Linked DNA regions of Homo sapiens: regions 1 and 2 are each linked to region 3. The links are chromatin loops, found by intact Hi-C in ENCODE. Cell type or tissue: natural killer cell. All regions are shown on one strand. Each heading gives the region's core, and the rest is flanking DNA. Links, peaks and the distances in the headings are about the cores only.

Region 1 (10,571 bases), core at 3,716-8,715, 110 kb before region 3:
CCCCAACGCCAGCCCAGCGAGGGCATGGCCCCGGGGGAGTGGGGACCTGAGAGCAGACTGGGCGGGAGGCCTGAAGCTGTGCAGCAGGAAGGGTCGGGGCGCTTGGGGACACTGTGGAGACAGGCTCCCCAGGACTGGCCACTACTAGACGGGGCAGGCGTAGGAAGGGGACAGGTAAGAGAAGGGGGTCCCAGCTGCTGGAGGCACACGTGGCTCGGGGGTGGCCCAGCAGGCAGGAAGGGCCAGGAGGCTCAGGCGAGGGTCACCCAGGAGTGGCAGCAGTGCAGGAGGGATGCCCAAGAGGGAGGCAGCCCCAGGATGAGGCACCGCAGGAGCCCCCCATCCCCACCGCCCCAGAGCTGGAACCGCAGGAGCTCCCCCCATCCCAAGCCAAGAGCGGGTGGAGGGAGAGGTGTTCCAAGCTGGCCCCAAGGTGGGGGTGCTGGGGGAGGGAGAGGTGCCCCGGGCTTGCCCCAAGGTGAGGAGCTGGGGTTCTCACAGCTGAGAGAGCAGAGCCAGCAGCCCCAGGCTGGCCAGCAAGTCCTCACCTCCCCACGTCTGGGTCCTCCACCCGCAGGCCCGACCACAGCCCCGCTGGCACCAGGACGCTCCGAGCTCCCTGCCGGGTGCTCAGTGGCATCACTGAGCCAGGCGTGGGGGACCCAGGAGCCCCGGGCTGCCTCAACCACGCTGCATCGGTCCCCTCTTGGCATCTTCCCACAGACACCAGGCCACAGGTTCTGATCCCAAAAGCCGATTCCCAGCCACAGCGCTATGTCCGTTCTGGGGTCCCCTACTCTGGATGACGGGGGCCCAGACAACCGGACCACCACCTCCTTCAGAGAAGCCCTGGTGCAGCTGGGGCTGGGGGTGCTCCCCGGGGCGCTGTGCCGACGGTGGTGGTGGGAGGGTGTTCCCGGGGGCGCTGTGCCAACGGTGGTGGGGGAAGGGTGTTCCCGGGGGTGCTGTGCCGACGGTGGTGGGGGGAGGGTGCTCCCCGGGGTGCTGTGCCGATGTTGGTGGGGGGAGGGTGCTCCCTGGGGTGCTGTGCCGATGGTGGTGGTGGGAGGGTGTTCCCCGGGGGCGCTGTGCCGACGGTGGTGGGGGAAGGGTGCTCCCTGGGGTGCTGGGCAGATGGTGGTGGGGGGAGCTTGCTCCCTGGGGTGCTGGGCCGATGGTGGTGGGGGGAGGGTGCTCCCCGGGGTGCTGTGCTGATGGTGGTGGGGCTGGTGGTGCTCCCCGGGGTGCTGTGCCGACGGTGGTGGTGGGAGGGTGTTCCCGGGGGCGCTGTGCCGATGGTGGTGGGGGATGGGTGCTCCCCGGGGCACTGTGCTGACAGGGGGTGCTATGCCAGCCAGGGGGGTTACTCCCTGGGGGTGCGGGACGCTCGCACCTCCTCCAGACTCACCAGAGCTGCAGCTTCACCCGCCGCCCGTCCAGCAGGATGGTGGTCGTCTTGTAGTCGATGCCTGCGGAAGGGTTAGAGACGGCTTAGGCCTGAGGCTGCAGCTAACAGGACGCTGGAAGTCTCACGTTCAGGGAAGAAAAGGGTTTCTCATCAGTGCAACTTCCAGGTTTACAAGGCAGGCGGATGGGACCCCCTCCCTGTGTCTGCCCAAGCTCACAGGGGCCCTGCCTGCGCCCTCCCGCACCCGGGCCCCTCCTGTCCTCAGCCGCCTTGGCCTCTGTGGGGGTCAGGCTCGCATCACCCTGGCCCAGGGGGCTCCCCGACAGGCACTGCAGGGCCTACATGTGACCTGGAGGCCGGTGGGTTTGCCGCGGGGCTGTGGCCGCTGGGTGTGCCCCCGTCTGGGCTGGTCCTTCCCTCCCCACCTCCTCCCCAAGCCTGCAGGCCTGAGAGCTCCGACTCAGCTCTGTTTCCAAGGGAACGGGGCTAAGGCAGCGGCTCTGCAGACACTGAGACTGCGTCCCCCAGTATCACACTAGGAAAGTACAGTAAAGACAGACGTGACGCTGCGTGGGATGCCCGCTCTCAGCTGTGTACATGTGCATGTGAACCACGCATGTGCAGGGACACGGGACTGCACACCCGTCCCAGCCACCTCTGGGGTGCAGATTACAGGTAGGCTGGAACCTTCTTTCCACATTTCTATTTTTTCAAGTTAAAAACAAACAAACAAAAAAAAAACCCGAGAATGCCTTTCTTCTTCTTTTTTTTTTTTGAGACAGAGTTTCTCTCTGTCGCCCTGGCTGGAGTGCAGTGGCGTGATCACAGCTCACTGCAGCCTCCACAGCCCAGGCTCAAGTGATCCTCCCACCTCAGTCCCCTGAGTAGCCGGGACTACGGGCATGTGCCACTAGGGCCAGATAATTTTTGTATTTTTTTGTAGAGACGGGGTTTCGCTATGTTTCCCAGGCTGGTCTCAAACGCCTAAGTTCACACAATCTGCCCGGCTCAGCCTCCCAAAGTGCTGGCATTACAGGCATAAGCCACCATGCTGGAACACTTCTTCTAAAATAAAAAGCTACAATTAAGGGCTGGATGCGGTGGCTGACGCCTGTCATCCCAGCACTTTGGGAGGCTGAGGCGGGTGGATCACTTGAGGTCAGGAATTCAAGACCAGCCTGACCAATATGATGAAACCCCATCTCTACTAAAAATTCAAAAATTAGCCGGGTGTGGTGGCGGGCTCCTGGAATCCTAGCTAGTAGGGAGGCTGAGGCAGGAGAATTGCTTGAACCCGGGAGGCGGAGGTTGCAGTGAACTGAGATTGTGCCACTGTGCTCCAGCCTGGGCGACAGAGGGAGACTCTGTATCAAAACAAACAACAAGAACAACAACAAAAAAAAAAAAAAAAAAAAAAAACTACACTTAAAAAAAATCTTTTTTGAGACAGGGTCTCCCCCTCGCCCAGGCTCTAGTACAGTAGCACAATCACAGCTGACTGCAGCCTCTACCTCCTGGGCTCATAGGCACACCACTGCACCTGCCACCACACCTGCCACCGCACCTGCCACCGCACCTGCCACCACACCTGCCACCGCACCTGCCACCACACCTGCCACCGCACCTGGCTAATTGACAGGGCATTGCTGTGTTGCCCAGGCTGGTCAACCTCCTGGACTCAAGTGATCCTCCCACTTCAGCCTCCCAAAGTGCTGGGATTACAGGCATGAACCACCATGCCTGGCCACAATACATTTTTTTTTTTTGAGATGGAATTTCGCTCTTGTTGCCCAGGCTGGAGTGCAGTGGTGCAATCTTGGCTCACTGCAACCTCGGCCTCCTGAGTTCAAGTGATTCTCCTGCCTCAGCCTCCTGAGTAGCTGGAATTACAGGCATACACCGCCACGTCCAGCTAATTTTTGTATTTTTAGTAGAGATGGGGTTTCATCATATCAGTCAGGCTGGTCTTGAACTCCTGACTTCAGGTGATCCACTTGTCTCGGCCTCCCAAAGTGCTGGGATTACAGGCATGAGCTGCTGCTCCCGGCCAATAAATATTTTTAAAGGGAAAAATATGTTTCCCCGCCCCCATCACCCCCCAGACACCAGTGTTCTGCTTCTTTAGGAAACATCTCCTGTGTTCACTTCTAGCGCTTCCGGATGAGCACCAGGTCTGTCATTGAGAACATGGAAAGAGAGGGTTTGAGTTAAGGGGCTGGAGAATGCCGGGTAGGAGCACTGCCTTCCTAAAACCAGGTACAATGACACGTACAATCACAGGAACCCAAACTGCTTAGTAACAAGACATGACCAGCCTTTGTGGGATTTGCTTGATTTATTTCATGTATAGGATTTACTTGACAGTATCTCTCAAAGCACTAAACCTACAAGAGACAAGCCCTGGCCTCACTCTCGGCTGTGATCGGATGTTGAGTGCTTTGACAAGTATGGCTGAATAGGGAATCAGAATTCTAAAGGGAAGCGCGCCGCTGAGAGGCCGAGGGGAGAAGCAGCGCCGAGGCTCGCACCAGACCTCACCCTGGAGACCGTCGTGGAGCACACGGCCTCTGCAGCTCTCCTTCCAGAGAAGCCCACGATGTAGCCAGTGAGTGCCCAGAAACAGGCTCCTCTAAAAATGCGAGGCTGCGGAGGCCACGGTTCTCAAGCAGCTTCTGCCCCCTCGAAGGGTCTAGAACCCTTGGACTTGGCCACAAGCCCCCCTGCATCCCAGGAGGCAGTGTGCCGAGTTCCTGGTCTCCTGTCGGGCAGAGCGAGGTGTGCAGTGGCGGTGCCACCGGTGGCCTCCCACTTGGCTTGGACAGCTGGTCGCCCACATCTTCAGGCAGGCCTGGGCGTTGCAGCAGCTCTGGGCCTCTGTCCTCCACTTTCCACTGATGCAGCCATGAGCACGTGCATGGCACACCTGCCTGATCTGAGCACACCTGTGCAGCGCCTTCCATGAGATCCCGAGCACCCCTCCCTCCCACAGCTGCTGTGTCCAGCCTGTCCCCTGCCCTCTGCTTCCTCCTCCGGGCCCTGCCCCCTTCCTGGACTCCAGAGGCTCTTTCTGTGGTGCCACCAGAGCCCCAGAGACATGGAGTCCAGGCTTCCCGCATCCTCCTCTGTCTCCTGCTAAACTCCACACTCTGTCCACAGAGACTGCCCATCACGCCACCAGGTAGATTAGACCAAGCAACACCAGAGCAAACTCCCCCCGTCAGAGGAGAGTGATTCAGAGGACAAAAGATACAGCAGCACTGAGAACGCCCGAAGCACCCGCTTTGCAGACGCCACCTGCCCCGTGATGAGGCTCAGACAGAGCGGCCAAGCAGTCCCCTGACCCACCCAGTACGAGGCTTTCCTGAGCTGGCCAAACGTTTGCCACCGAGCCCAGCAGGCACGCTGAGTGCACCGTCTGTCTCTCTCTTCTTGGCATGGGCGCTGACGGGGCACTGATGGGGCCTTTGGGATGTTGCTCTTCCGGCTGGAAACCTCTGTGGCTGCTGAATTATTGTCCTGCATCCAGGAAGAATGAGGTACCCAGACAAGTGGAGGGTGAGCGAGACGAGGAGGAGCTTTACTGAGTGTTAGAACAGCTCAGGGGAGACCCACAGTGGGTGGCTTCTCTCTGCAGGCAGGTCGTCCTGACAAGTGTTCAGCTCTCAGCAGACAGGGTAGCTCTCCGCAGCTGGTCATCCCGACGTCCGCGTTGCTCTGAGTCTGGGGTTTTTGTGGTCTTCAGGGTGGGGAAGTGCACGCTGATTGGTCCACAGGCAGCCCACCCCAACCAGCATGCACATCCCCCCTCTGACAAAAGCACCGAGTCCTCCTTCCAGTCTGCAGGACTGGCAGCCCGGGCCCCAGGCCCCCTTGAAGCTTCAAGGTGTGGCTTCACCAGGGACCTGCCCCCTTCCACCCAGAAGTCTGTCTGCCTCCCACTGCTGTTCATGGCACCCAGCTTGTTCATGCCAAGGGGCGCCTGCAGGCCAGCACTGAGCCACCCTCAGCCCTCCCTCAGCTTCCCTCCCATGTTCAACAGCGCCCAGTCCCGAGGGGGCTGAGGTGGCAAGGGCTGGTGTGTCCGTGCTGCCCCAAGTGTGGACCCACCCGGATGGTCTGCAGCAGCACCTGGGCTCAGCCCCAACTGTGCTCCACGACTGGAGCGGGCGTGGGGAGTGAGGAGAGGCCAGGCATTTGGAGCAGGCACTTCTAAGCCTGCAGGGGGCAGGGGTGGCCTTCCCAGGCCTCCAAGAGCACAGAGACGCCCGCGTCTAGAGCTGCCCCAGGGCAGCGGGCCGCGGCACGCAGGGAAGGCGGAGCTGCTGCCTGATCCGTGGATCGAGAGGCCCAGCCATGCCTCCGCTGCAGCCGGCATCTTGGCAGCAGCCACTCTAGATGGGCCACTGCTACCATCAGCATCTTAGCACCAGGAGCTTGACCTCACCACAGTGGGGCACGCGGCGTAGCCTCCATTGCTGTCAGACCAAAACCACACTGCTGTGGTTTTCCCAGGTGACCAAGTGAGTATCAAGGAAACAGTCCTTTTACAGAAAGGAAAATAGCCAGGCACGGTGGCTCACGCCTGTAATCCCAGTTCTTTGGGAGGTTAAGGTGAGAGGATCGCTTGAGCCCAGGAATTCGAAACCAGCCTGGGCAACATGGTGAGACCTCATCTCTACAAAAAATTTAAAAATTAGGGCCTGGGCGCGGTGGCTCACGCCTGTAATCCCAGCACTTTGGGAGGCCGAGCGGGGTGGATCACCTGAGGTCAGGAGTTCGAGAGCAGCCTGACCAACATGGAGAAACCTTGTCTCTGCTAAAAATACGAAATTAGCCGGGCGTGGTGGCGGGTGCCTGTAATCCCAGCTACTCAGGAGGCTGAGGCAGGAGAATTGCTTGAACCTGGGAGGTGGAGGTTGTGGTGAGCCGAGATCACACCATTTCACTCCAGCCTGGGCAACAAGAGCGAAACTCTGTCTCAAAAAAATAAAAATAAAAAATAAAAAAATTGGCCAATCATGGTGGTGCACACCTGTCGTCCCAGCTTCTCAGGAGGCTGAGGTGGAAGGATCTCTTGAACCCGGGAGTTGGAGACTGCAGTCAACTATGATCGTGCCACTGCACTCCAGCCTGGGTGACAGAGTGAGACTCTGTCTCTAAAAAAAAATGTAAAAGGAGACAAAAACACTTTTCTGGAGCCTTCCAACTAGATAGTTCTACTAGCCCCAGCGCGGGAGCTTCAGGCCCTGTGAAATTACGCTTTGAGCGACGACCAAAAATCTCTTCACAGTCCTTTAAAACCCTACTAAGCTCTCGGGAAGGCACCATCATGTGCCAAGTCCTGCAGCCGTCAGCAATGAACACACTGAGCGTGAAACACAAACAATAAATTAAAAAAGAACATACATATTTGCTCCATAATAGCAATCCTCAAAGAGAATTTTGGAAATATTTATTTTCCCTTGGCAGGCACGAGGCAATGAACGAATACACTTGGGAATCTATTTTCGAATGCGGAGATAACTCCAGCTTTGATATGTCTGTCTCCAGACGAAGGGACACTCACCCCCACGGGCTGAGAGGCTCATATTTGTCTTTCCGGAGATTAATCCACTGCCTGAGCTTGGCTGGGTCCTCTGACTTAGAAAGTATCCTCTTGACCTGTCCTTGAGGGCCAACAATCTTTTTTTTTTTTTTTTTTTTTTTTTGAGACAGAGTCTCGCTCTCTCACCCAGCCTGGAGTGCAGTGACGTGATCTCGCTCACTGCAACCTCCGCCCACCGGGTTCAAGCAATTCTCGTGCCTCAGCGTCCCGTGTAGCTGGAATTACAGGCACACGCCAGCAAGCCAAGCTAATTTGTGTACTTTTAGTAGACACGGGGTTTTACCATGTTATCCAGGTTGGTTGCGAACTCCTGACCTCAGGTAATCCACCTGCCTTGGCCTCCCAAAGTGCTAGGATTATAGGCATGAGCCACCACGCCCAGCCAAGGGCCAAACAACTTTAAAATGTGTTCATAAATGTAAAAGAATTCCTGATTTTTTTTTTTTTTTTTTGAGACGGAGTCTTACTCTGTCGCCCAGGCTGGAGTGCAGTGGCGCGATCTCAGCTCATTGTAACCTCCGCCTCCCGGGTTCAAGGGATTCTCCTGTCTCAGCCTCCTGAGTAGCTGGGATTATAGGCGCCCACCACCACGCCCGGCTCATTTTTGTATTTTTAGTAGAGACTGGGTTTTACCATATTGGCCAGGCTGGTCTCCAACTCCTGACCTTGTAATCTGCACGCCTTGGCCTCCCAAAATGCTGGGATTACAGGTGTGAGGTACCGCGCCCGGCTTCCTGATGGTCTTTTTAAGCGCCCTACGAGTTTCAAAACCATCTTTCGTTTCTGTTTTCATGGAGTCATGGATGCTCACAGTCTGAAGTGCTGTCACGATCCACGATGTTGGACCCTGGCCCACCCGAACCCCTGTCTCCCTTCCCCATTTTAATCCTTTAAAATAACTTCTTTTGCTATGCATCTCCAGATTGATGAAGAACATACTTACATTCCTACTTCCTGACATTTCAGTTTTAGGCATCCACTGACTTTCCACTACAGAAGATGAAAATGTAGCTCTCGGTCACTGACACACCCCACCCCTGTAACTCCAACACACACAGTCACACACATCCTGTACTCACTGACACACCCCACCCCCGTAACTCTAACACACACTCACACGCTCCCTGTACTCACTGACACACCCCAACCCTGTAACCCTAACACACACAGTCACACATCCTGTACTCACTGACACACTTCACCCCGTAACTCTAACACACTCACACGCTCTCTGTACTGACACACCTCACCCCTGTAACTCTAACACACACACTCTCACACACATCCTGTACTCACTGACACACTTCACCCTGTAACTCTAACACACACACGCTCCCTGTACTAACTGACACACCCCACCCCTGTAACTCTAACACACACTCACATGCTCCCTGTACTCACTGACACACCCCACCCCTGTAACTCTAACACACACACTCACACGCTCCCTGTACTCACTGACACACCCCACCCCTGTAACTCTAACACACACTCACATGCTCCCTGTACCCACTGACACAGCTCACCCCGTAACTCTAACACACACACTCACACCCTGTACTCACTGACACACCCCACCCCGTCACTCTAAAACACACACACTCACACACCCTGTACCCACTGACACACCCCACCCCTGTAACTCTAACACACACTCACATGCTCCCTGTACCCACTGACACAGCTCACCCCGTAACTCTAACACACACACTCACACCCTGTACTCACTGACACACCCCACCCCGTCACTCTAAAACACACACACTCACACACCCTGTACCCACTGACACACCCCACCCCTGTAACTCTAACACACACTCACATGCTCCCTGTACCCACTGACACAGCTCACCCTGTAACTCTAACACACACACTCACCCACTGACACAGCTCACCCCTGTAACTCTAACACACACACACGCTCCCTGTACTCACTGACACACCCCACCCCTGTAACTCTAACACACACACATGCTCCCTGTACTCACTGACACACCCCACCCCTGTAACTCTAACACACACACTCACACGCTCCCTGTACCCACTGACACAGCTCACCCCTGTAACTCTAACACACACTCACATGCTCCCTGTACTCACTGACACACCCCACCCCTGTAACTCTAACACACACACTCACACGCTCCCTGTACTCACTGACACACCCCACCCCGTAACTCTAACACACAAACTCACACGCTCCCTGTACTGACACACCCCACCCCTGTAACTCTAACACACACACTCACACGCTCCCTGTACCCACTGACACACCTCACCCCTGTAACTCTAACACACACACTCACACGCTCCCTGTACAGTTTTGTTGCTTTTTAAGCTAGATGGATATTCCATTCTACACTGTCATAACCAGGTGCTATGGTTTGAATGTGTCCGCTAAACTTCACGTTAGAAAGGTAAACCTCCAGTTTGTATGTTGATTGGAGGTGGGGCCTTTGCCAAGTAATTAGGATTAGGTAGGGTCAGCAGGGTGGGGCCCTGATGATGGTACTGGTGGCCTTACAAGGAGAGGAAGACACCTGAGCTGACGGGCTTGCGCGATGCCCTCTGCCAGGTTATGACGCAGCAGGAGGCCCTCCCCAGATGCAGCCCCTCAACCTTGGACTTCCCAGCCTCCAGAACTGTAAGAAATGCATTTATTTTCTTTATAAATTACCCAGTTTGTGGTATTCTGTTACAGCAACAGAAAATGACACCAGGTAGACGCCATCCACAGCTGAACCACCATATGGTATACAATGTTTATTTTTCCTTCATGTACGAATTTTTGTTTCTACTGGAGTTAAAAATTGCCTCATTGTACCAGGCGTGATGGTTCATGCCTGTAATCCCAGCACTTTGGGAGGTCAAGGCAGGTGGATCATCTGAGGTCAGGAGTTTGAGAGCAGCCTGACCAACATGGTGAAACCTCATCTCTACTAAAAATACAAAAACTAGCCAGGCATGGTGGTGGGCGCCTGTAGTCCCAGATACTTGGGAGGCTGAGGCAGGAGAATCGCTTGAACCCGGCAGGCGGAGGTTGCAGTGAGCTGAGATCGTGCAACTGCACTCCAGCCTGGGTGATGGAGTGAGACTCTTGTCTCAAAAAAAAAATTGCCTCATGTTTACTTGTTGTTTACTCATTGTTTACTTGTTCAGTTTTCTCTGCATTTATTACTAATTCATCACTGTAATTTTCCCCAACTATCTAAATCTGCTCTCGGTACCTGCAAACATTCAGGAATTTCACTTTCTTTGGGGCATCTTTCCAGACCTTCTGTCCTGCTCCCATCTGGACTGGGAGGACTGTTGCCCTGGGGCCCCCACTCCCTTACTGCTGGATTCCATCCTTCCCTCTCTTAAGCTGACTCCTCTTTTCAATTCCTGAGAAAGGTGCATGGAAGAAGGTAGTATCTGAGACTTTGCACGTCTGAAAATGTCTTTAGGCTGCCCTCACTCTTCCTTGTGTTTGGACAGGCATACAATTGAGGGAGAAGATGCTTTTCCCTTAAACACGTTCAGTCATTCCAGAGTTCCTTTTGAGATCGGCCGTAAACT
Region 2 (10,571 bases), core at 3,099-8,098, 110 kb after region 3:
GATACACAGCAGCCCTGTCTTCCCGAGAGGCCTGTGCTACTGCTTTGCCCACAGTCCCTGCTGTTTCCCTCTCCTGACCCTTGGCAGCCACCGGTCGGCTCTCCGTTGCCTATTCTATTCTGTCATCTCGAGAATGCTGTGTAAATGGACTCTGTGGCCTCTAATGCTGTAGCTTTCTTCTCTCGGCACAGCTCTCTGGAGACCCACCCCGAGCGTGGTGGGTGGTGCTGGTTTGCTGCTTCTGTTGCTGAGTGGTGCCGTGGTTTGTGTGACCATTCATGTATTACGACATCAGGATGGTTTCTAGTCTTTAAGCTGCTGTAAACATTCGTGCTCAGGTTTTCGTGTGAGTGTAACTTCCATTTCTCTGGGTTAAATGCCAGGAGTAGTTTCTGGGTCGTGGTAGTTGGACATTTAAACTGCTTTCTAGAGCAGCTGCACCATTCACGTTCGCACCACCACCTGCCCGCAGCCCTGCCTTTCTCTGTCCTCGCTTGTGTCTGACATGGCCACTGTTTTCTGTGTCGGCCTTTTTGACAGGCATGTGGTGATACGTCGTTGTGGTCTTTACCTGCGTTTCTGTCATGCCTGATGGTGTGGAGCATCTTTCACGGGCTTACTTGCCGTCTGTACCTCCTCTTTGGTGAAATGTCTGCTCAGGTCTTTTACTCATTTCTAAGTGGATTGTTTTTTGTAGTTCTTGAGTTTAGGGCACTCTTTACATATGTAGGATTCTGGTCCTCTGTTGGATTTGCGTTTGGCTTTCTCCCAGTCTGTAGCTCATCTTTCCGTCCTCTTCATAGGGCAAGAGTTTTTAATTTTTTAATTTTGCTGGGGTCTCGATCAGTTTTTTGTTTTTGTGGCTCATGTTTTTAGTGCTTTTTAAGACGTGAAGACTTTCTTAAGGTCTGGGAACTCCACCTCGCCCGGTCCCGGGGATGCTGTCCCGTGTTTTCTGTTCTGCTGGTTGGTCTGCGTGTCTGTTCTGCCAGCGCACACTGTGTGACGGGCTGTGCTGCGATGCTGCTGTGCATAGTCAGCCTTCGCACTGGGCAGGGAGATGCCTCCCAGCGTCTTCTTTCTCAGGACTGTTTTCCCTGTTTTAGGGCTTGTGCTTTTCCACATAAATCTTGAATTTTTAAAACATCTTTTAGATACCACTGGAATGGTACATGTCTTCCTAATAGTGTATGTTAAATTGATGTTACAGTATATCTTTGTTGCATTGCCTTTTGGCGGGTTTTGTTTCTTACTTTCCTAATGAATTTATCACAAAAGTTACAAATTTGCAAAGCAGCAGTCAGGCCTCCTCCCAGCCTGCTGTGAAGCGCCTGTTTCCTCCAATCTCCAGCCCAGCCCAGGGGTCTGCCTTGGAGCCACCCGCACGTCTGGTTTCTGTGTGATTGGCCAGAGGTGGTGGGCGCGTCTGCTCCTTTTCCCTGGGGGGTGGGGGCACAGACCCTGGGTGGCTGTGTTCGGCTCCTTACTTGGTGCCCGTCTGTGTGTGCTCCTCCCAGCAGCCATCGCTCAACCTTGCTCTCAGGAAGCCCCCAGGCGAGTGTTGGCAGGAATCCTGCCAGGCGGGAGGTCGCTCCTCCAGAGCGTGGTCCCTGAAGCCGCCAGCCTCCCTGGCCTCGCCCCTTGCTGGTGGTGTGTGTGGTGTGGCCGTGGGTGCACTTTGCTGGGTCTTCCTGGGACACTGAAGTCTCCTGTGTCTCCAGCCCTGAGAACTCGGAGCCCGGGTGCTTTTGGGAAGGACGGGGCACCAGCTGGTGACACATGGGAAGGGAGGTGTGGTTGTCACCTTGCCCAGGTAACCTGCTCTGCCTGGTCGGTGCGCCTAAGGGGGGCAGGGTGTTTGGGGAGGACATGAGAGGCCTCCTGGAAGCACTTCATCCTGTTGAAGTTCACATTTTGACCTTTTCAGCAGCCCTTGCTCTGGGCCTGTGCCCGGCCCTGGGACTCGGCCTGGAGAGCCTATTGACACCGTGCCATGGGTGCGGGCAGGGCGCCCTCCCTGGAGGGCGGCACGTGGTGCCAGTTGGTGACCATGAGCTGCCTCACTCCTGAGGAAGAGTGTTCGGGCTCTGGGCTTTGATTTAACCTGCCTGTCTGTCTCTCTGAGTTGACAGCCGGGGCCTCCGCGTGGGTGCTGCTGGGAGGCTCAGTGGTAAAGGCCACTTTTCAGGATGTGTCTGATTTTATAAACTTGAATTCTTAAATTGTGGTTTTAAAGAGCACCAGGACGTAAAAACAGAGTGACGCACCTTGAGGCTCTGTTCAGCCAACAATGAGGGCTTTTATTTAAAAAATAAAGCCGTGGGTCATTCACGTTGTGCTGTTTGTTCTGAACTTGCCTCTGGTGTTGGCGGAAGCTGACCTCGCTCACCTGCTGTGTTTGTTCTTTGCTCCGCAGGCCGCCTTCCAGGAGAATGTGGGGAGACAGGTATGGCTGCTTTCAAACACCTTTATTCCAAAAACTTCCTGCGGGTTTATAGGTAGGAATCTTGAGAGCTATAACCCTGGTGTCTTCTCGCACTGTGAGATGTGGTGTGGCTACATCAATGCCAGGGTCATGAGTTCACTATAGGACGCACATGTTAAACAGCGAGTCCTGTTTCACAGGGAACCTGCATGTACAGTAATTTACACACACAGGCCGGAAAGCTGTGCTTTACACGTTGCCAAGAGCCACATAATGTGGCTCTGCAGGGTGGGGCGGGTCCCTGGGACCAGCCTGGCCTTGCGGGGACGCAGACCTGACCCCGCCTCATCCCACACAGAGCAGGAGCTGGCTCTGTTGACGTCAGCTTGTGCCTCATCCAGACCATAGACGGGCCCAGAAGTCAGCTCCCAGAAGCTACGGACCCCATGACCCCACGACCCCACATCATGCTGGGGCTGCTTTTGCTGTGCCCTCTGACCCTGACATCTGGTCACTGGTCAGCTTCGCCTGTGAATGGGGGGCCCCAGGTTACTCATGTTGTGTGTGATGACGTCACATCTTGGGCGTGTGGTTGGGTCTTGCAGGAGAGTGGGACAGAGGCCGGAGAGGGGACCGGGGTCTGGGCTGGACCTGGGCGGGGAGCAAAGTTCCCACGAGAAGTCAGCCGAGAAGGCTCTGGAGTTCCCGGACAGCAAAGCAAATGCAGCCGGGGTCTGGGCTGTGGCCAGGTGGTGTGGGGCGGCATGGGGTGGACGTGGGCCTGCGGACCCTTCTGACCTGTGGGGAGCCCTCCAGGCAAGGTGTCTGACCTGGAGTGGAAGCATTGAGGCCAAATGAGTCCACAGGAAAAGCCGGATGCCAGAGTCAGCTGGAGAGGCGGGCGGACGAGGACTTGCGCCTGTTATTGAAATGGTTCTGGAGGAGCCTGGCGTGAGTGGTGTGGGCGGCTTTCTGTAGACGGAGCCCAGGAAGGGGCGTGACTACTTCTTGCTGGCCCGAGGCAGCCGAGGCCCACCCAGCATCCTTGGGGTGCCGTGGGGCCTGCATGTGTTCAGAGCCCTGAGCCCTGGTCGGAGCCAGTTCACTAGGAAGAGACACCAGCCTTGCAAGGGGAGCCTGGGTGTGCAGACAGCAAGAGCCGCCCAGGCCAAGGAGAATGTGAACGAGGTTTGGTCTTTTGAGTGGAGAGTGTGGCTGCTGTGAGGAAGAAGGAGCTTGTTGGAAACCACTTAGCTGAGCCTAGGGACTTGCCAGCTTCCTGGAAAGTGAGAGCCCAGGAGAAGAAGTCTCCCTGTCCCTGGGCTTCCAGCCCCTCCAGAGCCCCCACTGGAGAGGGGCGTGCTGAGGCCAGAGCCCGGGGTGACGACCGTGCTGGGTGGGCCCTGGGGCGCACTCCGCCATCACTCTGTGTTCCGGGTTCCCAGATGCTGCTTCCTGGGAGGAGCAGCCCAGTCGCATAGGGAGCCACGGGGCCCTGCAGCTGAGCTGACCAGCCTCCCTGTGTGTGTGGCTGGATTTGAGCCACGTTACCTTTATCGGGGCAGCTCAGGTTGGGGATTGATTGACAGGGAAAGGAAAGGCCTTTACACTTGGTCTAAATTTAGGCAAGCAGCCAGAAAATGGGATATTCCCGTGGGTGCGGGAGTCTTGCACCTCAGTCCTGAGCCTGAGCAGTGTGAGTCTCAGAGCATCCTGCACAGTGACCAGCATGCGGACGGCAGCGGGAGCCTCGTGGAAGAAGCGGCACAGATTTTGAAGAGACACAGACTTTGAAAGAAATGCAAGACGCGCAGGTGCGGAGCGTCTCCCAGCCCCGCACGGCCATGTCCTGCTGAGGTTGGATAGAAACATTTGAGAAGAAGGTCGAGAACTTGGCAAGGCAAAGCAAACGGGAGTGGACGTGTCGCATAGCACACAGGGAAGCAGCCTAAAAACCCTCGGATTTGGAGGAGGCTGTTTCTAATACACAGATTTGGAATGAAGTTGTAAGAAATGCGTTACAGTGGAGGCCGCTGGGTAACAGCAGCAGGGATGGGGGGTGGTTGGGGAGCGGCCTGGGGGACACAGAGGGGGCTGGGGGCAGAGACGAGGGACCAGCTTCTCTGTCCAGGTTCGTCTTGGCTGGAGTTGGAGACTCTGGTCCTGAGTGGTCTCTGCCTTCTCCCTACTGAGCCCAGGGGCTCTTGAGCAGGTTGTGACTAACCCATGGGCAGCTTCCACGTTCAGGGCCTGTCCGACATTCCAGCCCTATGACCCTGCTCCTAGGCGAGTGCTGTCCAGGCCCCCGACACCATCAGGCCCTTGTGGTGGCCTGTCCACACCCAGGCCCCCCACTTCCCCCCTGCACAGGTGAGGAAGTTGAGGCTCAGGGCAGCTGAGCCCGCTTTTGTCTGCTCGGAGCCTGTTGTTCCAGCCCTAGCCTGGCCAGACAGAGCCTTGGCCCCTGTGTTGGTCTTGCTTTGTTCTCACCGTGGGGGGATGCTGGACACAGAGTCCCCTTGTTCTTGTTCTCGGTGAGACCTGGTCCTGGGCCACCCCGGATGTTTCCCTGGGCTCCTGCCTGCTGTGATGTGGGGCATGGAGTTGTACCCCAGTGGGCGACATCCCAGGTTGTGGCACCTGCTGTCTTTCTGCAGAGTGAGCCGCAACAGCTCCACCTGGGTGCAGGTTTCTCCCCTGTTCACGGTTCAGTGAAGGATGCTCATGCTGTCACTGATTGCAGCAGCCTCAGGCAGAAGTTTATGGTATCTCCATCAGCCCAAGCTCCCAGTGTAACCCTTGGGAGAGATTTGCTGGAAGAAAGCCGCATGGTACCTGCTCATTCCGGCCTCTCCTGGTGGGAAGGAGGGATGTGGCCCCGGGTGTTCTCAGGAGTGCTGGCTGTTCAGTTACGTTGACTTGCGAAGCTATTACATGAAGGTGTGAGGTTTTAATGGTCAAGTGCAGGGTGGTGATGAATGGGTTAAAGACGTCAAGGAAGGATCTGAATCCCGGCCTCGGAGGTGGGCAGGCTTGGGAGACCTTTGAAAAACCCTGCTGTGGTTTATAGCTGTAAGGCTTTCTATGTGGGGTTTAAAGTTTGTCATTTGTATTTTCTTAGGAAATTATTTATGTTGTTTCCAGAATTTCACATCCTGGAACCTGAGAGTGGTATCAGTAACACCATGTAGGCTGCGGGGCTGGAGCTGGGGCTCCACTGGGAGGCTGTCGTGGCGGGGTGGGAGGAGGTGCCGCCTCTCCCATGTCAGAGCCTCGGCGGCTGCTGGTCCTCGATGCTTCTGGGGTCAGCTGTCACCACCCCCAAGAACCGGCTGGGCCAGCTGCCCCCAGTCAACGTCTTGCCTGCCCGGGACTGCTGAGTGAGGCCTGGGCTCTGGTCCAGGCTTTGTAGACCGTGCAGGCGGCTGCATCCCCGACCTGACCCAGGCCTGCTCGCTCTGGTGTGCACCGACCTGCCAGCTTTGTGGCACTTTGTGGCATGGGGCTCAGGCCGATGGAGGTCAGTGGCTGTAACACTGTTGAGACCTGAAGACCGTTTACGGTGTATGTTTTCGGGAAAGGTCTCTTACCACGTACCGAAGTGGAAATGTTTGAGTTGTTTGAAAAAGATGAAATACTTGTGAGTGGTTTCAATGATTTAGCGTGGTGTTGCCTGGGTAGACCGTCAGGAAGTCAGTGTGACGTGGAAGTCCTCGGCGAGCCATGTCTGTGGTGTGTGGCTTGCTCACCACCTGCCTCAGGGCTCGGGGTTCATGAGTGTAAATGTCTGTGGATGTGATTATTGAACTTGGTGAAATGCCTTTGTTCATTCAAATTCTTCTTTTTCCCCCATTTCCACTTTCTTATTAGGGCACTTTCCCTCATGGTATTGATATTTTGACCACAGCTGACTATTTTGCCGTCGGTAACAGATCCAACTGTTTCCTGGTTATAAGGTAAGTCTTTAATGTATATCACAAAAATAGAATACTCTAAAATCAGATTGGATGTCAGAAATCAGCTACCACCATTTTCTTTTTTCATCCTGTAATGTCCACTCAATGGAATGTAGTTTTTGTGTGAAAAATTAAAAATGGAATTGGGAACAGTGACTGAAACTTGTGTTTCATGTTGATTGGACACACCTCATGCTTTACTACGCTAGATAGGGGACATTTACTCACGTGTTAAAGAGGGGCTCAGCTTCAGGAGTGCGGCCTTGCCGTGAGTGCTGTCTCTGCTTATGATTTTTCTCCTGGTCGCCCCGTTTTACCCGTGCTGGTTCTGTGTGGGGCTTGGAGTTTGAGAGGAAGCAGCTGCAAGCACGGCCACACCTCCTCCTGATGCTTCCCTACTGGATGTCCTAAATGCTTTCCCACCGTGAAATCTTGGATTAGAAGGGACTGTTTCTTTCTGTTTCGGTAATAGGAAGTGTTTTGAAGTTGAAGTTATCTGTAGATTGTCTATGAAATGAGTAAGAGGTATTTTAGAAATCAGGTTAGAAACAAATGTTTAGCACCTCTAATTGCAGTTTACAGAATTATATCAAACTGTTTTAGTTGTGTAATTAGGTACTGGGGAGGTTACTTCAGTTATCTTAGTTGATCCATTGCAGCAGAAATGTGAAAAAGGGTGTGACTTTATTTATTTATTTTTGGAGACAGAATCTAGCTCTGTTGCCCAGGCTGGAGTGCAGTGGGGTGTGACTTTATGAAGTGATTTATTTGCCTTAAATTAGGACCAGAAGCATGCCCGATGCATTTTTAACATTAACCATTAAATACCCTAAAGATCGATTCCCCAACAGCCCTGCTGTGTAGACCGTGCAGAAAGGACGTTTCTCCGTCACCAGCCTGGGCAGAATTTTGAAAATGTAGCATTTGGCCTCTTTCCCAGGAAGGATCTTTGAACACACTTATCTGTATTTTTATACCCTTTCAGGTTTCCTCAACATTTAATGTCCTTTTTTGCCTTATCAGTTCTTTCCTATTAATACTTGGCCATATATTTTATGTGGAAAATCTACTGGCCCGATGCAGTGGCTCATGCCTGTAATCCCAGCACTCTGGGAGGCCAAGACGGGCAGATCACCTGAGGTCAGGAGTTGGAGACCAGCCTGGTGAAACCCCGTGAATACTAAAAATACAAAAATTAGCCAGGCGTGGTGGCGGGTGCCTGTAATCCCAGCTACTCAGGAGGCTGAGGCAGGAGAATCACTTGAGCCCGGGAAGCGGAGGCTGCAGTGAGCCGAGATCGTGCCACTGCACTCCAGCCTGGGTGACAGAGTGAGACTCCATCTAAAGAAAAAGACAATCTACCACCTTTTCCCGAGTTTCCTGAGTAACACACCTGACAGCTATGGGAAGCTTCAGCATATTTCCCTTGTTGCTGAGGTTTCTAAGCCAGCCTAAAACTCGCATGTAATTAGCTGTGTGCGTTTTATAAAAACATTTGCCAACCCAAGACCTGGGTCCAGGCATGTCTTCCCCCAGTGTGTTTGGCTTCCTCACGATGCCAGGCCCTGCGTGCAGACCAGATGCCACTTGTGAGGACGCACCGGCAGGCAGGCCCCTCCAATCCTGAGGGCGGCATCACGGGGACCTGCAGTCATGGCTGCACCCTAGTACCGCGGGGCCCCCCTGCACCCGAGGCAGGGTCCTGCTGTCAGCCTGGACCTTGGGGTGAGGGAGGCAGTGGTCCTGTTCAGCAGAGGGCATGGGACTGAGCACAGCCCATCAGGGAGGAGAGTTAGCAGGGCCCTGGGCCCTGGCGGGGAGCTGCTGGGGGCCTTTGAGCCATAGTGAAGAGTGTGGATTGTCCTGAGGTCATGGCACTTTGATGGTCAGGTCTTTGTTTTGAACATATCCCTGTGGCTGTATTTGGTGACTGGAAATAAGGAGAGGGCTTGAGGGCTCTTGGGAGACGGGAGAGGGCTGGGGGCCTGGAGGTGTGCCCGCTGGAGGAAGGTGGGAGTTGCCAGGGCATTACAGAGGGTCTCAGAGCTGTGTTGGCATCACTCCGCAGGTGGAGGGCACAGCTGAGGGCGACAGTGTCGTTGAGTGCGAGGAGGTTGGGGCCTCAGCTTGCACGTGCTGGCCTGCGAGGAAGCATCAGCCGTGCTGACATGGAGATGTTTCCTCTGCAAATTGGAGTTTCGGACACACAGACTGGAATTGAACTAACGGGCACCCCAGGAAGACTGTGGGGCGAGACGAGGAGGATGGGGGGACCAGCCGTCGCCCCACTCTCCTGTTCATCATCACAGCCTCGTTGGGGTGTAAACGACCCCCAGTAAGCTGGTGCATGTTCAATAGGTACATTTTTGTAAATGTTAACATCTGTAAATTCGTACCTATCACCACAATCAAGACGAGAAAAGGCCCAGGTTTCCCCTTTCCCATTCGGGGTCCCTCCCCTCCCACACCCCCTTCTTCAGGCACCCCTGGTCTGTTGCTCTCACTGCAGCTGTGTCTGCATTTCCCAAAGCTCTGTGTGAATGGGTTCAGGCAGTGGGCACTCTCCTCACTCACACTGGCTTCCTCTGCTCCATGCTTCCTGCAGACTGTCCGCCTGTGGGGACCGTCCCCCGAGCCTCCAGGGCCAGGGGTGTGGTACGTGGCGTCTGTCTCCACTCACCTGGTGAGGGGCTTCTGGGCAGTGTCTTGTCTGGGTTGTCACAGGTGCAGCTGCGGTGAACATGTGTGTACACATCTGTCTTTGGGCCTGCACTCTTGTTCTCTGGCATAGATGCCCAGAGCTGGGTGGCTGTGCTGTCAGTTTTTTTTTTTTTTTTTTTTTTTTCCTTTTGAGACAGAGCCTTGCTCTGTCACCCAGGCTGGAGTGTGGTGGCGCAATCGCGGCTCCCTGCAGCCTCGACCTCTTGAGTTCAAGCGATCCTCCCACCTCAGCCTCCCGAGTAGCTGGGACTACAGGCACACGCCACCACGCCCGGCTAATTTTTGTATTTTTCTGTGGAGATGACAAATCATGTTGCCCAGGGTGGTCTTGAACCCCTGGTCTCAAGTGATCCACCTGCCTTGGCCTCCCAAAATGCTGGCCTTGCAGGTGTGAGCCACCACACCCTGCCTGTAGCTTTTTCTGAAATGGCCACATGGCTTTCGGCGTGATGGTGCCACGCGCCCCCGGTGCTGGATGAGCTCGGGGTCCGGGATCTGGGGTCCTTGCCGGCGCTGGGGGTGTTGGTCTTTCAAGCTCGGGGTCCGGGATCTGGGGTCCGTGCTGGTGCTGGGGTGTTGGTCTTTCAAGCTTGGCCATTGTCATGGGGGTGTGGGAGCAGCTGACTAACTCGTGTTCTAGTGACTGATGATGCAGTTTCAGTCATCATCCATTTCAGGGGCGTGTTTAACACATCTTTCGCCCATTTACTTATTAGGTTAGTCGTTTTCTTCCTGTTGAGAATTTGAGAATTCTTCATGAATTCTGCATACAATTCCTTTTTCAGATGCTTCCTTGCTACATATTTCCTCCTGCTCCGTGGCTTTCCCTTTCAGTATCCTGTATATTCCTAAGTCAAAGCCTTTTTAAAAAAAAATCAGCTTTGGGCCGGGTGCGGTGGCTCACACCTGTAATGCCAGCACTTTGGGAGACCCAGGCAGGCAGATCACGAGGTCAAGAGATCGAGACCATCCTGGCCAACATGGTGAAACCCCGTCTCTACCAAAAATGCAAAAATTAGTCGGGCATGGTGGCGCACCCCTGTAATCCCAGCTACTCGGGAGGCTGAGGCAGGAGAATCACTTGATCCCGGGAGGCGGAGGTTACAGTGAGCCGAAATCGCGCCACTGCACTCCAGCCTGGGCAGCAGAATGAGACTCCGTCTCAAAAAAAAAAAAAAAAATCAGCTTTATCTTTGTACATCTACTTTATTACATATAGTTTACATATAGTAAAATTGCCAGTTTTCAATATGGGTTTAAGTGTGGCAGCGGGTTTGGCAGATGTGAGCTGTTGAATGACCACCACTGTGGTCAGTGTGGTGCACATGACCCTCCCTCCAGGAGGCGCCATCCTGACTGACCTCCTGTCGCTGGGGCTCCCCCGTTTTAGAATCCGTGCAGGTAGCTTCCTTCATCTGCTGCCTGCCTCATCAGCTGCCTGTGTTTCAGGGTTCCTCAGTGGTTCTCAC
Region 3 (10,571 bases), core at 2,060-7,059:
TGGAGGAGTAGAGTCTTCTCTAAACTCCCCCGGGGAAAGGGAGACTCTCTTTCCCGGTCCGCTAAGTAGCGGGTGTTTTTCCTTGACACTAACGCTACCGCTAGACCACGGTCCGCTTGTCAACAGGCGTCTTCCCAGACGCTGGCGTTACCGCTAGACCAAGGAGCCCTCTGGTGGCCCTGTCTGGGCATAACAGAAGGCTCGCACTCTTGTCTTCTGGTCACACCTCACTATGTCCCCTCAGCTCCTATCTCTGTATGGCCTGGCTTTTCCTAGGTTATGATTATAGAGCGAGGATTATTATAATATTGGAATAAAGAATAATTGCTACCAACTAATGATTAATGATATATATAATCATATCTAAGATCTGTATCTGGTATAACTATTCTTGTTTTATATTTTATTATATTGGAACAGCTCGTGTCCTTGGTCTCTTGCCTCGGCACCTGGGTGGCTTGCCGCCCACAGTATTCCGCTTTTCCATTCATTTCTAATGCTCTGTGGGAACTCTGTGCGTTTTAAAGGGAACACGGTTTGTCACCACCTTAATGCTGCTTCCTTCTGCGATGAAGTTAACTGCCCTGGGCCCCTTTTGCAGATCCGCTAAAGTTAACTCTCCTGGGGAGGACACATGAGTTTCTTTTTTCTTTCCTTTTCTTTTCGAGACAGGGTCTCACTCTGTTGCCCAGGCGCGAGTGCAGTGGCGTGATCACAGTTTACTGCAACCTCCATCTCCTAGGCTCAAGCAATCCTCCCACCTTAGCCTCCCCAGTAGCTGGGACTGCAGGCGCATGCCACGACACCCAGCCAATTTCTTTTTCTTTTTTTTTTTTTGAGACGGAGCTTTGCTCTTGTTGCCCAGGCTGGAGTGCAGTGGCGTGATTTTGGCTCTACTGGAGTGCAATGGCGTGATCTCAGCTCCACTGAACCTCTGCCTCCCTGGTTCAAGTGATTATCCTGCCTCAGCCTCCTGAGTAGCTAGGATTACAGGTGTGCGCCAGCACCCCTGGCTAATTTTTGTATTTTTAGTAGAGACGGGGTTTCACCATAGTGGCCAGGGTGGTCTCAAACTCCTGACCTCAGGTGATCCACCCGTCTTGACCTCCCAAAGTGTTGGGATTACAGGCATGAGCCACTGCGCCCGGCCATGCCTGGCTAATTTTTGTATTATTTTCTAGAGATGGGGTTTATTTATTTATTTATTTATTTATTTATTTTTACGGGGTCTTGCTCTGTTGCTAGGCTGGAGTGCAATGGTGAGATCTCGGCTCACTGCAACCTCCGCCTCCTGAGTTCAAGTGATTCTCATGCCTCAGCCTCCCGAGTAGCTGGGATTACAGGAATGCGCCACCATGCCCAGCTAATTTTTTAATATTTTTAGTAGAGATGGGGTGCAAGACAGGCTGTTCTCGAACTTCTGACGTCGTGATTCACCTGCCTTGGCCTCCCAAAGTGCTGGGATTACGGGCTTGAGCCACTGCGCCTGGCCAAGATGGGGGTCTTACCATGTTTACCAGGCTGGTCTTGAACTCCTGAACTCAAGCTATTCACCCACCTCCGCCTCCCAAATTGCTGGGATTACAGGGGTGAGCCACTGTGCCCAGCCAAATGATTCTTTACTTTCTGGAAATAGGGACTTCTTTCCCCATTGTTCATGCTGAGCCCCTCCCTAAGCATGCTCCACAGGGACAGTGGCGGAGGGGAGAGGTCCTTGCTGTTACGAGCAGTTGGCAGGTGCCAGCCGTCCTGTCAGCTGGGCAGCGCTTCTGTTTTGTGAGGGCCATGACCGAGTAGGATGGCACGTGCGTGGCTGTCTCCTGTGTGTTAAGTGCCCTGAGAGGGCTTGTCCCCACGGAAGCATGGAGCCGGCTCTCGCGCAGGCCAACTAGATGGATGTGCTGGAACAAGGGCCGGGAAGGTGGGATGGCCGGAGTTGAAGTTGCAGTGGAGATGACGTGGGGGCCGGAGGGAGGTTGGGCGTCATAGCCTGGCAGCTCCAGCTTCCACGTCTCACCTTGCCTGGGGTCTCCACGTAGCTGTCTCGTGGGCGTCGCGTGGGGCACTCCCCCACGTGGACTCTTCCGCCTCCTGGCCCTCCCAAGTGTCCCTTCCGGGAGGTGGCCTTGTGGCTGTTGAGGGAGCGCCTGGTGCCTCCCTCCTGGCATCACTGCCGTCTCCTTCCCCCCACCCCATAAAGGTGTGGCTAGGATGCCAGTCAGACCTGCCGGCATGGCCTAAAGAGGAGGTGGGCAGGCTTGGCCAGTACTGGTCCTGTCCCCAGCACCTCTCCCACTCGGCTGCTCTGCTTCGACCATGTTGCCTTTGCAGTTCGCGAGTTCCCTTGGCTCCCTTCTGCCCTGGGCCCTGGCTCTCCTGCTTCCCTGGGCAGCAGCACTTTCCTCCCAGGTTTTGCAGCCCCCCTCGTTGAGCTCCGTGGCTTCCGTCCTCTCTCTAACGAGGCCATGCCCTCCCGTTTCCTTCGTAACTTTTCTTTGCACTGTGGAAGTCCCCAGCTGTTTGTCGTTTCTCTCCAGAGTGTCAGCTGTGGGAGGGAAGGGCCTTGTCTGTTCTCCGTGTGGCAGTGCCAGTCTCGATCATGGAGGCAAGCTGGGGGCCTGGCCTATGAACTCCTGGTGGAGAAATCAGGAGGATCTGGGCTAATTAGCTGGGCATGGTGGCGTGCGCTTGTAGTCCCAGCTACTCGAGAGGCTGAGGCAGGAGAATTGCTTGAACCTGGGAGGCAGAGGTTGCAGTGAGTCAAGATCACACCACTGCATTCCAGCCTGGGTGACAGCACAAGACTCCATCTCAAAAAAAAGGAAGACTTGGGCTTTTTTTTTTTTTTTTTGAGACAGAGTCTTGTTCTGTCTCTCAGGCTGGAGTGCAGTGGCACAATCTTGGCTCACTGCAACCTCCGCCTCCCGGGTTCACGCGATTCTCTGGCCTTAGCCTCCTGAGTAGCTGGGATTACAGGCGCACAGCACCACACCCGGCTAATTTTTTGTGTATTTTTAATAGCGACAGGGTTTCACTATGTTGGCCAGACTGGTCTCGAACTCCTGACCTCGTGATCCGCCCTCCTCGTCCTCCAAAGTGCTGGGATTACAGGCATGAGCCACTGCGCCCGGCCAGATTTGGGCTTTTGGTTTGGGAGCTCTGTGTGCTCAAGGTGTCCTGCGCTGAGGCCGGGCTGCAAGAGGGGTGGGGAGTGTGAGCACTGCCTGGAACACGAGGCCGAGTCCAACAGGGAAGACTTTCATGGGGCTACACGAGCAGCTGGCTGTGGAAACAGGCCTGTGCACAAGACGCATGGCAGGTGTGGGGGAGGGAGGTCCCAGGGGCTGGGGCCCAGCTGCCGGGGCCAGGCCTTGCACGTGGGCACGGTGTCCTGAGGTCAAGGGATGCAGAGTTGGGTCCAGGGAGGAGGGAGGGGCTGAGAAGTGGGCAGGGGCTCCCTGGCGGTGATGGGGACAGGTAAAACTGGGGGGGTGGAGGGGGCAGGCGGGGGGGGATGGGCAGTAGGCCTGCGACCTGAGAGGTTGTGGTGGGGAACCGGCTGCTGAGGGCCCTGGTCAGGGCAGCGACTTGGTTTCTAGGGTTGGAGAGAGGAGGAACTAGCTGGAGGAGGACAGGACTCAGTACAGAGCTGGCATCTTGGTGTAAGGGTGCGTGAGGTGGGAGGGCCTGGGGAGGTGGGTGTGTGTGGGGTGGGCTGGTGAGGCGTGGGCGAGGTCTCAGTGCTGAGGCCTTGGTTGAGCTGTATCCTTTTGGCAGATTTATCACACGTCCTGATGTCAAGCAAAGCAAGATGGCTGAGTTCCTGGACTGGAGCCTGTGCAATCTGGCCCGTTCCTCCTTCCAGACCATGCAGGGGGTCATCACCATGGATGGGACGCTGCAGGCCCTGGTAAGTGCTGCCCGCAGGGGCTGTGGAGATCGCAGGGAAATGGCGCCTTACATGGGGACCACGGAATGATGTTACCTGTGATTCCATCTTGACGTAATTGGAACCCCGTGGGATTGATTTAACCGGGCCAGGGTCTTGGGCAGTTTCCTTTTCCCTCTGCTTTGGGTCCTGCCTCAGGCAGGGCTGGTTTCTGCGCTGGTGCTGGTGGATGGGCTTGGAGCCCCACCTGTTGCCAGCAGAGGGCAGTGGTGCCACGCAGCCGGGGCTCCCCAGGGTAGGTTTCTCTGCATCTGGGCTGCTTAGTTCCTGTTTAAGTGCAGAGACTGAACGAGCTCTAATAAAACAAGGTGGGTGAGTTGAAATTTGATTCTGTTCCTTTGCACTGGGCTCGGGTTGGATGTTCCTGACTGCTTCGTTGGGACACAGACCCTGGCCTCTGCCTGCAGGTGCCTGGTTAGTGCCCTGGCTGCAGCCCTTTGCCAGCCCTTTCCCTGCCCTTTCGCTCTGATTGTCTCTTGTGTTACCTTTTCTTGTGCTAACGAGGAGGAAAGGTCAAGTCTCAGAAGAGGGCAAAGCCTCTTTTGGGTCAGCGTCCTGGAGGCTGCAGCTCCCTGGTCAGCCTTCTGGAGGGGGAGCCGGCAGCCGGCTGTGGCCTTTGGCGTGGTGGGTTCAGCGCCTTCTTCTCTCTTTAATTACAGCGGGTGAGGCTTTGAGAGCACTTCTCATCCTTGTCTCACGCTGTGGAGCCTGTGGTCCCTCTGAGGAGCGGGGCACTTTGTTCTTGTTTAAAAAATATATTTTATAGAGACAGGGTCTTGCTATGTAGGTCAGGGTGGTCTTAAACTCCTGGCCTCAAGTGATCCTCCTGCCTTTGTGATGATCCCAAAGTGCTGGGATTACAGGCTTGAGCCGCCGCGCCTGGAAGGACACTTTGGAGCGCGTTTTAGGGGAGATGATGAGTGCCACCTCGCCACGGCGTCCTCCTGTCCGTGGCGTCGTCCTCCTGTCCGCAGCATCGTCTTCCTATCCGCGGCATTGTCTTCCTATCCGCGGCGTTGTCTTCCTGTCTGTGGCGTCGTCCTGTCTGCGGTGGCGTCGTCCTGTCTGCGGTGGCGTCCTCCTGTCCGCAGAGGCGTCCTCATGTCCTCAGTGTTGTCTTCCTGTCCATGGCGTTGTCTTCCTGTCTGCGGTGTCGTCTTCCTGTCCATGGCGGCCTCCTGTCCGCGGTGCCCTCCTGTCCATGGTGGCCTCCTGTCCGCTGTGCCCTCCTGTCCGCGGCGTCGTCTTCCTGTCTGTGGTATCATCTTCCTGCCCGCGGTTTTGTCCTGGCCGTGGCAGGTTCTGCCAGGGAGCGGGAGGCTGTCAGCTGGGTGGAGGGGGGCTGTGGGAGTGATAGCCTGGGGTGGGGGCATACGTTTCTTGAGGGGGAATTGGGAAGTGTCCTCCTCAATGTCTGCTGCTTCCCGGTCATGCTGCCGTGGTCTTCAGGAGGGCAGCCTTTGAAATGAGGAAAAGGTTTCAGACGTGTGAGAGAAAACTGCAGACGTGTTTCCTGGAGCCTGTGCTCTGCCCAGGTGATGTCTGTTTTCTTCAGGCGTCCCCTCAACCTCCACATAAATGTGACAGATTCAGCAGTTTTCAAAAATCAAGATATAATTCACATACCACAAGTAATTTATCCTTCTAAGGTAAACAATTCTGTAGTTTTCTGTGCGGTCATCACCATTATCTAACTTCAGGACACTGTCATCATCGTGAGAGAAACCTTGATTGCACCGAGCAGTCCGTCCCTCACCTTCCCCAGCCCCTGCAGCCGTGGATCCATGTGCTGTCCCTGTGGACTTGCTGGTTGCGGACATCTCACCTCACCAGAGTCGTACACGACACAGCCTTTTGCGTCTGGCCTTCACTGAGCCCGATGTGTCCAAGGTTCATCTGCGCTGTGGTGTTGTCAGTGCCTCGTTCCCTTTATGGCCGAATCATAAGCCAACGTGTGGGTATTTTCCATATGCCAGCGTGTGGGTATTTTCCATATGCCAGTGTGTGGGTATTTTCTGCTCTTACAAATTACGCTGTGAAGAACTTTCATGTGCAAGTTTTTGTTTAAACTTAATGCTTTCAGGCCGGGCGCGGTGGCTCATGCCTATAATCCCAGCACTTTGGGAGGCCGAGGCAGGCAGATTACTTGAGGTCGGGAGTTCGAGACCAGCCTGGTCAACGTGGTGAAACCCCATCTCTACTAAAAATGCAAAAAATAGCCAGGCATAGTGGCGTGGGCCTGTAATCCCAGCTACTCCGGAGGCTGAGGCAGGAGAATTGCTTGAACCTGGGAGGCGGAGGTTGAGTGAGCCGAGATCATGCCACTGCACCCCAGCCTAGGTGACAGAGCAAGACTCTGCCAGAAAAAAAAAACAGAAAAAACAAACCCAACTTAATACTTTCAGTACCCTTGGGTACACAACACTAGTTTTTAATAAAATTTTAAACAAAATTTGGAATGTTTTCATCTTTCTGGAGTCTTTCTAAAAAGATTTTTCTGGTGGCATACCTGTCGTACTGATGAAATAGAGGACCTCCTCATGCCAGGCATTTTTGGGCATTGCAGGTACAGATGTGCTGTCTGTGTCCCCAGGTGCCCCTCGTTCCGGCCGTGCTGGGGCAGCATCCTCAATGCCTAAAGAGGATTCATTGCTATCGTGGAGGTCAGGGCAGGCTGAGGCTGGCCTTGAAGGGTACGGGGGTGGAGGGGTAGGGCAGGGAGGACTCAGGTCTCGGACGTACCCACTGTGCCATTGGTCCATGGATCCTCAGGGAATGTGCGTTTTATGTTTTAGGCAATTCTGGTAAAGGTGGTGGATTTAGTTGCAATTGGATTCTTCATTTTTTGCCTTGGGTCTCACTGAGGAAACATGAAGAAGGGGTAGATGGCAGTGGCCAGGGTGGGGGTCCTGGGAATTCTGGTAGCTTCACCTTAATGTTTGTGATGCTGGGTGTACAGACAGCCTCCCACATGACCAAGGACACGCTCTTAGGTCCCTAAGACCCCAGAAGAATGGGCCGCTACTGCCAAGAAGTATGACATGCGTGTGGAAGACCATGAGCCTTACCCGGCTGGTGGCATGGGGTGTGGCAACTGCCGCAGCTCCCCGAACCATTGCAGTGGGAAAGGGGTACGTGCTGTGACTAAGACCACTGGACCCGACCCATCGCAGCGACAGGGGGTCCATGCTGTGTGACTGAGACCACTGGACCCCACCCATCGCAGCGGGAGGGGGGTCCATGCTGTGTGACTGGGACCACTGGATCCCACCCATCGCAGCGACAGGGGGTCCATGCTGTGTGACTGAGACCACTGGACCCCACCCATCGCAGCGGGAGGGGGGTCCATGCTGTGTGACTGGGACCACTGGACCCCACCCATCGCAGCGGGAGGGGGGTCCATGCTGTGTGACTGGGACCACTGGATCCCACCCATCGCAGCGACAGGGGGTCCATGCTGTGTGACTGAGACCACTGGATCCCACCCATCGCAGCGGGAGGGGGGTCCATGCTGTGTGACTGGGACCACTGGACCCGACCCATCGCAGCGGGAGGGGGGTCCATGCTGTGTGACTGGGACCACTGGATCCCACCCATCGCAGCGGGAGGGGGGTCCATGCTGTGTGACTGGGACCACTGGACCCGACCCATCGCAGCGGGAGGGGGGTCCATGCTGTGTGACTGGGACCACTGGACCCGACCCATCGCAGCGGGAGGGGGGTCCATGCTGTGTGACTGGGACCACTGGATCCCACCCATCGCAGCGGGAGGGGCGTCCATGCTGTGTGACTGGGACCACTGGACCCGACCCATCGCAGCGGGAGGGGGGTCCATGCTGTGTGACTGGGACCACTGGACCCGACCCATCGCAGCGGGAGGGGGGTCCATGCTGTGTGACTGGGACCACTGGATCCCACCCATCGCAGCGGGAGGGGGGTCCATGATGTGTGACTGGGACCACTGGATCCCGTCCATCGCAGCGGGAGGGGGGTCCATGCTGTGTGACTGGGACCACTGGATCCCGCCCATCGCAGCGGGAGGGGGGTCCATGCTGTGTGACTGGGACCACTGGACCCGACCCATCGCAGCGGGAGGGGGGTCCATGCTGTGTGACTGGGACCACTGGACCCGACCCATCGCAGTGGGAGGGGGTCCATGCTGTGACTGGGACCACCTGGCCTGAGGTTGGACTGGTGAAATGACAATGTTGGCACCTACATGTGTGTCAGGATCCATGTGGATATGTCCCGCACACCTGCTTCTTGGAATATTGTGTAAGCAGCTCTTCAGCTTCACGGCCTTCATGATCGTGTTCTGGGTGGGGAAGAATTAACCAGCCTACCAGCCCGTGGGGCCAAAGCAGTGTCCTTATAATCATCTGCACCTGGAACCAGGTGGCGATCCCACCGTAGAACCTGTGGCTCACAGGATCTGAGGTGGCTTCGAGGGCTTCTCTGCCCTCTAGGATTCCCTCATCCTTAGAAATTTAACCTTAATGAAATCCCTAATAAAACTCAGTGCTGTGGGGGAAAAACATCTCAGGTCAGGGGAGCAAATGGGAGGTCTAACAGGATGTGACCAGAGCTGGTTGTCTCCAATGGCTCTGCCCCGAGTGTGGTGCCTCTGCAGGGGAGGCCGTTAGCCCTGCCCCGAGTGTGGGTGCTGCTTTGGGAGGGGAGGCAAATTTGATCTCTGTCCGGTCTCTTAACGGGCTTCTAGGGGTCTCCTGCAGCTCTCGTCAGCCTGGCCTGGGAGCCTCCCCTCCTCTGCCGTCCCCACCCCATGCTGTTGGGTCAGCAGGATATCCCAGCCTTGGGGCTGGAGCCAGCTGTGGCTGCCCAGGGACTTGCAGGCAGGTGAGGCGTGCCACCTTCTGGCCAGGCTGGCTGTGGGAGAGGCAGCCTCCTGGTGAGGGGCTGTGGGCCACTGCGTTCAGGCTGCCTTGGAGGGCTCCACGGTGTCCCCTGGGTGCAGGGCTCCGAGTCCTTCTCGGCTTGGGAGGGTCTTGTGGCCACATGTGTCTAGTTCTGCAGTTTCTTTGTTGTGGGTTCGGTTCTTTACTTTTTTTTTTTTTTTTTTTGATGATCTTGTTGGTTTTCTCTAGATTGTTCCCAAGTTTTCTGTTCTTCCATCCCAAGTGGGAGACACGTGTTGCACAGCCTGCATTTGGAATACCCAGAGGGTGGGTGGGCGGGACGGCTCGCTGCCCCATTCCCCTCCTAGCTGCTGGGACAGGTGGGAATTCCTGTAGCAAAGTCAAACCAGCCAGGAGTGGGGAAGTGCTTTTTATTTTGACATCTCCAAGTTCCACGTTGAGGTGGAGAGACATTCGTTTTTCCCCTTCCTCCCGAGGTGTAAAACGGTCTTCTCAAAGGCTTAGGAGAGCCGAGCCCTGTGCCACCCCCCGGCATATGCTGGCAAAGAGTGAGGCGTGCTGTCCTGCCGTTTAGGGCAGAGCACCCAGGCGGTTTGGCAGCAGCACCTCAGAACTATTCAGAGATTTGCCCTCAGCAAGAGTGAGCAATTGTCTGACGCAGCCGGCTGAAATCCCTGGGAAGGGAATGAATGAAACTGCCGTGAAGCAACGCCTGGCGGGGCCGGGCTTCTGGCAGCTCCTGGGGCCAGCACGTCCCTTCCAGAGCGTCTGAAGCCCTGGGCGGCTGCTGGAGCATCTCGAGTCTTTCCAGAGTCATGTGTGTTGTTTCCTTCTGTCTCTTGGAAGGGTCCGTTTGGTCTGATCCAGGTTGCCTCAGCAGGAGGAAGTCGTGCTGGGTGCTGAGCGGGTGGGAGGTTTCACCTTGGGCTTGGCAGAGCTGCAGGCAGAGGCCGGGCGCCTGCTGTACATGATGAAACTTGCAGGTGGATTCTGCTTAGGGTTTCATCTGTTTCCTTTGATGCACTTGGCTTCATTGTCATCCACCTGTTCATTACTGTGGGCGAAACAGGTGAACTCTCAACAAGTACCATCGAAACCAGGATTTGATCTTCATTTCCCTCGAAGCGTAGTTCCCTTGCAGTGAGGGTTTTTAACTCCTGTGGGAGGGAAGCAAGTGTTTGGCAATGTAATTTCCCTGGAAGGCCCCTGTACTTCAGCTTTAAAAACACGCTTTGGTTTAGTCCCAATTTAAGCATTAAGATTAATGCAAATTGAGGAAATTCAAGGAAGGAGAAAAACACATTAAAAATGGAAAATGGGCTGGGCACAGTGGCTCATGCCGGTAATCCCAGCGCTTTGGGAGGCCGAGGCAGGTGGATCACTTGAGGCCAGGAGTTTGATACCAGCCTGGCCAACATGGTGAAACCCTGTCTCTACTAAAAATACAAAAAATTAGTTGGGCATGGTGGTGCGCGCCTGTAATCCCAGCTACTTGGGAGGCTGAGGCAGGAAAATCGCTTGAACCCGGGAGGTGGAGGTTGCAGTGAGCCGACATGGCGCCACTGCATTCCAGCCTGGGCAACAGAGCAAGACTCCATCTAAAAAAAAATTTACAAAAAGGAAAATGGCTGTCATTTCATGTGTGACTCTGCTTGCTGATTGATAGTTGTGCTCTCTTGGTTTCTAGTGCTCTGATTGGAAGATTGTCGACTGTGTGGAGTGGGTTTCTCCCTGTGTGTTCTCACA

What was found. Peaks named below come from ENCODE experiments on the same cell type or tissue, not always from the same donor. Only the 100,000 strongest peaks of a DNase experiment are listed, where the experiment ranks them.
Region 1: it touches region 3 in a loop (3-fold over the local background); 30 of 110 quality-filtered maps call a loop at or near these places.
Region 2: it touches region 3 in a loop (2.7-fold over the local background); 8 of 110 quality-filtered maps call a loop at or near these places.

The regions. Positions count from the first base shown.
Region 1 is chr17:82,663,088-82,673,658 of GRCh38, forward strand. It overlaps RAB40B (RAB40B, member RAS oncogene family), which reads right to left. Exons shown (of 6, transcript NM_006822.3): 2 at 1,409-1,469. It overlaps MIR4525 (microRNA 4525), which reads right to left and starts at 5,220; the gene lies at 5,146-5,220. RefSeq lists enhancers at 1,255-1,755, 5,695-5,874. In natural killer cell, for the core only: CTCF peaks have their summits at 5,610 (motif pointing right) and 5,811; a DNase peak (open chromatin) is centred at 5,644.
Region 2 is chr17:82,887,252-82,897,822 of GRCh38, forward strand. TBCD (tubulin folding cofactor D) reads left to right here. Exons shown (of 39, transcript NM_005993.5): 16 at 2,417-2,446; 17 at 6,296-6,381. Among named protein-coding and RNA genes, the nearest start is that of ZNF750, 53 kb to the left of the region's middle. RefSeq lists a silencer at 8,552-8,811. In natural killer cell, for the core only: no CTCF peak of the experiment used is centred there; DNase peaks (open chromatin) are centred at 5,110, 6,140 and 6,700; H3K27ac peaks cover 841 bases.
Region 3 is chr17:82,777,812-82,788,382 of GRCh38, forward strand. TBCD (tubulin folding cofactor D) reads left to right here. Exons shown (of 39, transcript NM_005993.5): 7 at 3,778-3,910. Among named protein-coding and RNA genes, the nearest start is that of TBCD, 31 kb to the left of the region's middle. RefSeq lists an enhancer at 9,702-9,751. In natural killer cell, for the core only: CTCF peaks have their summits at 4,136 (motif pointing right) and 4,335; a DNase peak (open chromatin) is centred at 4,160; H3K27ac peaks cover 762 bases.